Linked DNA regions of Homo sapiens: region 2 is linked to region 1. A link is a contact called in ENCODE Hi-C data. All regions are on one chromosome and are shown on one strand. Each heading gives the region's core, a stretch centred on a gene start or an enhancer-like site at or near the end of the contact. The rest is flanking DNA. Distances are from core to core; before and after follow the strand shown.

Region 1 (3,050 bases), core at 139-2,638:
ATTCAACCCCATGTTTAGGAAGAGGTTAATATTTGATAAATTGCCTACACATCTCTCCATCTCTCTATGAAAATATTTTATTTTACTTGAGATGATAATATAAACAATTATTTTCAGGAGTTACAAAATACATTAATTGTATAATTTTTTTGGTAGCAACTTAAGGTGAAACTTTCTCAACAGGGGAAAAGTAGCTGTCATAGGAGCCTAAATAGTGGAGTAGGCTTCTGCTGCCATAAGCCACCAAGATTTATAAAGAGAAGAAATAGTCATGGCATCTGTTTGCTCAACTAACAACATTAAATTTCTATGTGCAATATTGGTAATGATGCATCTAAACCTTATGTAGTAAATAATTTATGAATCTTTTAGGGTGTCAGAGTTTTTTGGCTTTAGTCTAGGTAGAAAGGTCATAGAGTAAGTAGACAGCCTATACGTTTAATGAATATTTGTATTTGCGATGGCTCACGCTTGTGATCCCAGCACTTTGGGAGGCCGAGATGAGTGAATCAGGAGGTCAGGAGTTTGAGACCAGCCTGGTCAATATGGTTAAACCCTGTCTCTATTAAAAATACAAAAAATTACCTGGGTGTGGTGGTGCGTGTCTGCAGTGCCAGCTACTTGGGAGGCTGAGGCAGAAGAATCTCTTGAACCTGGGAGGCAGAGGTTGCAGTGAGCCGAGATCACGCCATTGCACTCCAGCCTGGGCAACAGAGTGATACTCCGCCTCAAAAAAAAAAAAAAAAAAAAAGCAAAGGGTGTCGCCTGTAATCCCAGCACTTTGGGAGGCCGAGGCAGGCGGATCACTTGAGGCCAGGAGTTCGAAACCAGCCTGGCCAACATGGCAAAACCTCGTGTCTACTAAAAATACAAAAAATTAGCTGCGCCTGGTGGTGGACGCCTGTAATCCCAGCTACTTGGGAGGCCGAGACAGAAGAATCGCTTGAACCCGGGAGGCGGAGGTTGCAGTGAGCCGAGATCACGCCGTTGCACTCCAGCCTGGGCGACAGAGACTCCGTTTCAAAACAAAAACAAAAACAAAAAAAACAAAACAAAACAAAACAAAAAACCAAAAATTAGCCGACGGGCACCTGTAATCCCAGCTACTCGGGAGGCTGAGGAAGGAGAATCGCTTGATCCCGGGAGGCAGAGGTTGCAGTGAGCTGAGATTACGCCACTGTACTGCAGCCTGGGCGACAGAGGCTCTGGCTTTAAAAAAAAAAAAAAAGGGAAAGGATGTTACAGAAACTCCAGATACTACTCCGCTCCAGTGGTCTGAGTTGCGCGGCGTTTTCCCGCCGCCTGTCCGGTAGGGGGCGCTGCGCAGGAAGCCGCAGTCCCTCTGCGGAAGGCGCCGCTCTTGGCTTCGGCGGCGCCGCTGTAGCTTGGAGGCGGTACTTCCTCCAGCATTTGCCGCGAGTTATTGGCAAGTTCCCCTGCAGTTGTTTGGGCTGTCGCTGTGGCTGGTTCTGCGGTGTGCGGCCAGCCATGGAGCGCTCTGGGCCCAGCGAAGGTGGGTTTCATGAAGCGAGTCCGGGCGGGGTGGGCCGTGTCGGGGGAGCTGGGGCGCCGCACTAACTAGGCCGCCTCTCTTTTCCTCTTGCTCCAGTGACAGGCTCAGACGCATCGGGACCGGACCCGCAGCTTGTGGTCACCATGGGCTTCACGGGGTTCGGGGTTCGGTGAGTGACTGCCCCAGGCAGAGACCCTCTTCCTTTTGCAGAGGTTTGAAGAGCCGCAGAGTGGGAGGGGAGATCGAGCTGTCAACTCGGAATTACTGTAGCTCGGGTGCATACCTTGCAGTTTGTCAATATTCTTCTCCCATTTGTCTTCTATTCTGCGTATCCGTTGGAACCAACTCAGGTGACAGTTATGAGAGTCCTGGAGAGAGAGGAAGAGAAAGGATTTTTCTAATTTTAAGTCACCAATAATGCTAAAATGAACATTTTTGTAAATAACAGCATTTGTACGAGGATTTTTAAAAATATGTAATTCTGTAGGGTAGATTTCTAAAAGAGAGCCTAGTTTATTCAGAAGTATAAATACTTAAAAAGCTGAAAAATTGGGTATGTGCCTTTTAAAGCTTCTTGATGCTTACTGCCGTAATACCCATCAAAAAACTTGTTTCAGGTTATACCAAAGTTAACAGAATTTAAGAATGCCATTTTGACCATATCCGTACCAACACAGAGTAGGTATTATTATTTAAAAAGAAAATTATTTAAAAAATGAAAACAAAACTTTAGTAGACTGATACATGAGAAATGATTTCTCTTTATTTTGCATTTTAAAATTATAAATGCTGTTCATCCAAACATTGGGATTCTAACTTCCCTGAACCTTTTCTCAAGGTCTTCTTGTTCTCTTTTGACCAGCGTGTATTAATTCTATGATAGTAATTAAACAGTAGACTTACACATATTGGCCTTGGGTTGTGTTCACACATACTGGTTCTGTAGTTTTTCTATTCATTCTTTTTTTTTTGGAGACGGAGTCTCGCTCAGTCGCCCAGGCTGGAGTGCAGTGGCAAGATCTCGGCTCACTGCGAGCTCTGCCTCCCGGGTTCACGCCATTTTCCCGCCTCAGCCTCCCGAGTAGCTGGGACTACAGGCGCCCGCCACCTCGCCTGGCTAATTTTTTTTGTATTTTTAGTAGAGACGGGGTTTCACCGTGTTAGCCAGGATGATCTCGATCTCCTGACCTCGTGATCCGCCCGTCTCGGCCTCCGAAAGTGCTGGGATTACAGGCGTGAGCCACCGCGCCCAGCCTTTTCTATTTTTTTATTTTTTGAGATGGAGTCTCCCTCTGTCACCCAGGCTGGAGTGTACTAGTGCGATCTTGGCTCACTGCAGCCTCCTCCTCCCAGACTTAAGCCATCCTCCCACCTTAGTCTCCTGAGTAGCTGGGACCACAGATATGTGCCACCACACCTGGCTAATTTTTTATACTTTTGGTAGAGACGAGGTTTCACCATGTTGCCCAGGCTGATCGATCTCCTGAGCTCAAGCAATCCGCCCACCTGAGCCTCTCAAAGTGATTACAGGCATGAG
Region 2 (3,050 bases), core at 294-2,793, 910 kb after region 1:
CCAAAAGACGAGTTGGGGACAGAACTGTTTTCTGCCTGGCGAGCTGAGATACCACTTTACGCAAAGCCTTTCTAAAACTCCAACAATTATGGATGAAAATCACCCCAAAATATATCATAAAACACTCCCTTCTGCTTTAGAAACCCATTCTGTCCAAAGTGTGCTCAGAAATCCTTATGTCCCTGCACTTGTCTGAAAATGAAGATTCCTAGGCCCCCGCCTGGAAATTCTGATTCGGTAGGTCTGCAGTGGGGCCCAGGAATCTGCCTGTTTATACTTACTAAGGCTTGAAAACTACTGTCTCAAAGGGAACAAACTCAGAAAAATAGAGCATGTTCCCAGTGATGTAGGATTCTTCATTATGAGCATCAACTGTACTATGCCGTAACATGATGATCTCAGAGGTTAGAGAAATCTTCAAGCTATTTGCCTTCATGTTAGAAGCACCATAACGCTAAGATTCTGGGCTCTCACAACCCTTCCTGTTTTCTACGTCCTTGCTCATCATTAGCAGCTCCTTCCTCCGTGTCGCCTTTAGAAGTTACTCTTGCTCCATTTCAAAACAGCGTTTTAGACACCAGCGTTTTTATCTTAAGTTTAAATGAAAGGCAGGGGGCGAGATTAAGTGTACAGCACGTTCTTTAGGACGTGCTCTTTGTGATGGCTACGGGGGTGGCTCAGATAGCTCTTTTGGTAAATTTCCCAATCCTGCGCCATGCTCCAGTGTCTAGTATGTATTAGACACTCATGAACATTAAATGACCAGGTGAGGTAACATTACATAATGGCCCACCATAGTCTTTTACTCTGGGAAAACCCCAATCATCATTGCTACTTACACTGACAAACTGAATGTCGTCTTCATTTTCATCCGTTGTTGACTCAGATGCCTCAGGGCCAGCTGGAGGGACAGATTCTATTATCTATAAAAACAAGCCAAAACATGCTTATCTGTTCAGCCACATTCGTGTAGGAAGAGAGCGTTTCCGAAAGGAACAATTAAAGACAGAGAGCTCTTGAGGAAAACGAACTGAGCACAATTTCACGGAAACCCGACTAGGAACGGAACTCGAGCTCTGGCTCTTGCCACAGAGTGTGCGGAGCTGCAGGGACCCAACGCTGAAAACGCGTTAGTTACCAGCCTCTCACAATTCCCCTTATCTACTCCAGGAGGAACGCAAGCTCAACACCGAAGGGCAATCCTGCCTTAAAACGTCGCTCCCACTGGCCCAGCCGCGGCCACAACGAACGCCAGGGCCCGTGCGGGGGGCCGGGCGGCCATTGTTGCTGCGGGTTCCTCGCTCAGACACGCACCAGGCCCCAGAGCTGGGCTCGGCCCAAGACACTGAAGAGGTATCGCCCCGAGGCTGCGACGGAGCACCAGGCCTCAGACCGCAGAAAACACAAACCCTTCGCGGTTCGCCTCTGAGAACGCCAGGACCCTCACTCGACTACTCACTTCCGACCCCGGGTCTCCCATGTCTCCGACGGCCGCGCTGACAGCACCACTGCTCCTGCTGTCCCTACTGCCGCAGCCGCCACCACTCCCCTTCCCGCCCTGCACCGCCTCGCGCTACCGGGACCCGCCCCTGCGTGAGCTGGGAGGCCACTGGCGGAAAGAGACGAAAACCGCTTCAAAAGAGGGGCAGCCCTCACTGGTCCGCTATCTCCCCGGAGCCTCTTTCTCTCATTCCCGGGCTTCCTTCCCCGCGCCGCAGAGGATGCTGGGATGGTAGTTCCTACCCGCCGCGCGACCGCGCCGCGCGACTGCCCCGCGCGTGGGTGAAGAATGGAAAAAGACTCTGAGCTACAGCGAAGTCGTCTCCCTTCGGTGTTGCTCTACTATAATAAAATAGCCGAGTTCTTTCTCTCACTTTTTCACAACCAAATATTCGTCTATGTAATAGATCAATGGGAATGAAAAAAAATTGTGTGTGATTTGCTCAGAAATTGCCTTACCAAAATCGTGGCTCACCTTTTTATTTTAACATTTATTCACAAATGATTTTAAACATGAAATTTATGAAAGCAAATTTTAACAGAGAATATTCTTTTAAAGCTTTTATTTGTTTACCTCTATCAGCCTAGGACCACCTGTTATTGACAAGTCTGTAGTCCCAGAAAATCACCTTTATCATTTTGACCCTGATCTACAATGCACAAAATTATACAACAAAGGAGCTATGAGGTATCTGATTAGCCAACTGATCTTCAGCAAAGCAAACAAAAACATAAAGTGGGGAAAGGACACCCTTTTCAACAAATGGTGCTGGGATAATTGGTGACCCACATGTAGAAGAATTAAACTGGATCCTCATCTCTCACCTTATACAAAAATCAACTCAAGATGCATCAAAGACTTAAATCTAAGACCCGAAGTCATAAAAATTGCTCAAGATAACACCGGAAAAATACCTTCTAGACATTGGCTTAGGCAAAGACTTCGCGATGAAGAACCCAAAAGCAAATGCAACAGAAACAAAGATAAATAGACTGAACTTAATTAAACTAAAAAGCTTCTGCACAGCAAAAAAAATAATCAGCAGAGTAAACAGACAACCCACAAAGTGGGAGAAAAGGAGAACATAGGAACAAAGGAAAACATAGACTTACTAGGATTTTAAGGAGTTGGTGAAATTTAAGTGAAGCAGTGTTTTGATAGGTTCAAAACCGTCTAGTGCTGTGTGTAAAGGGTTCAACATCACATACGGACTGCATAGCGAGCCCAGGGTCTTGTTAACTTCAAAACTACAAAGTTAACACACACAGAGTATTGTGCTCAGAAACCCCTTCCTCCGTGTAGCCATGCCCTAAGTGTGTGGATTTATTTCTGGGTACTGTATTCTGTTCCATTTGTCTGTGTGTCTGTTTTTATACCAGTACCATGCTGTTTTGGTTACTATAGCTCTGTAGTAGAATTTGAAGTCATGTAATGTGATTCCTCCAGTTTTGTTCTTTTTGCTCAGGTTAGCTTTTGCTATTATTCTCGGTCTTTTGTGGTTCCACATAAATTTTAGAATTGTTTATTCTGCTTCTGTGAAGAATGTCAT

Evidence for each region. A loop is a pair of places that touch in the nucleus more often than their neighbours do. Pooled maps may share reads with other maps.
Region 2: a loop to region 1 is called in a pooled map, with 10 times the contacts of the local background. The contact joins the promoter of KIAA1586 here to the promoter of LINC00680 in region 1. A Hi-C loop is called at or near these places in 7 of 50 pooled maps.

The regions. Positions count from the first base shown.
Region 1 is chr6:57,959,784-57,962,833 of GRCh38, reverse strand. It overlaps LINC00680 (long intergenic non-protein coding RNA 680), which reads left to right and starts at 1,388. Exons shown (of 4, transcript NR_132996.1): 1 at 1,388-1,513. It overlaps LOC101927293 (a long non-coding RNA gene), which reads right to left and starts at 1,286. Exons shown (of 4, transcript NR_187657.1): 1 at 1,092-1,286; 2 at 586-653. It also overlaps the pseudogene LINC00680-GUSBP4. RefSeq lists enhancers at 1,317-1,366, 1,387-1,486.
Region 2 is chr6:57,045,186-57,048,235 of GRCh38, reverse strand. KIAA1586 reads right to left here and starts at 1,543. Exons shown (of 4, transcript NM_020931.4): 1 at 1,460-1,543; 2 at 840-923. The coding sequence starts at 1,480. RefSeq lists enhancers at 78-955, 1,772-1,861 and a silencer at 2,491-2,785.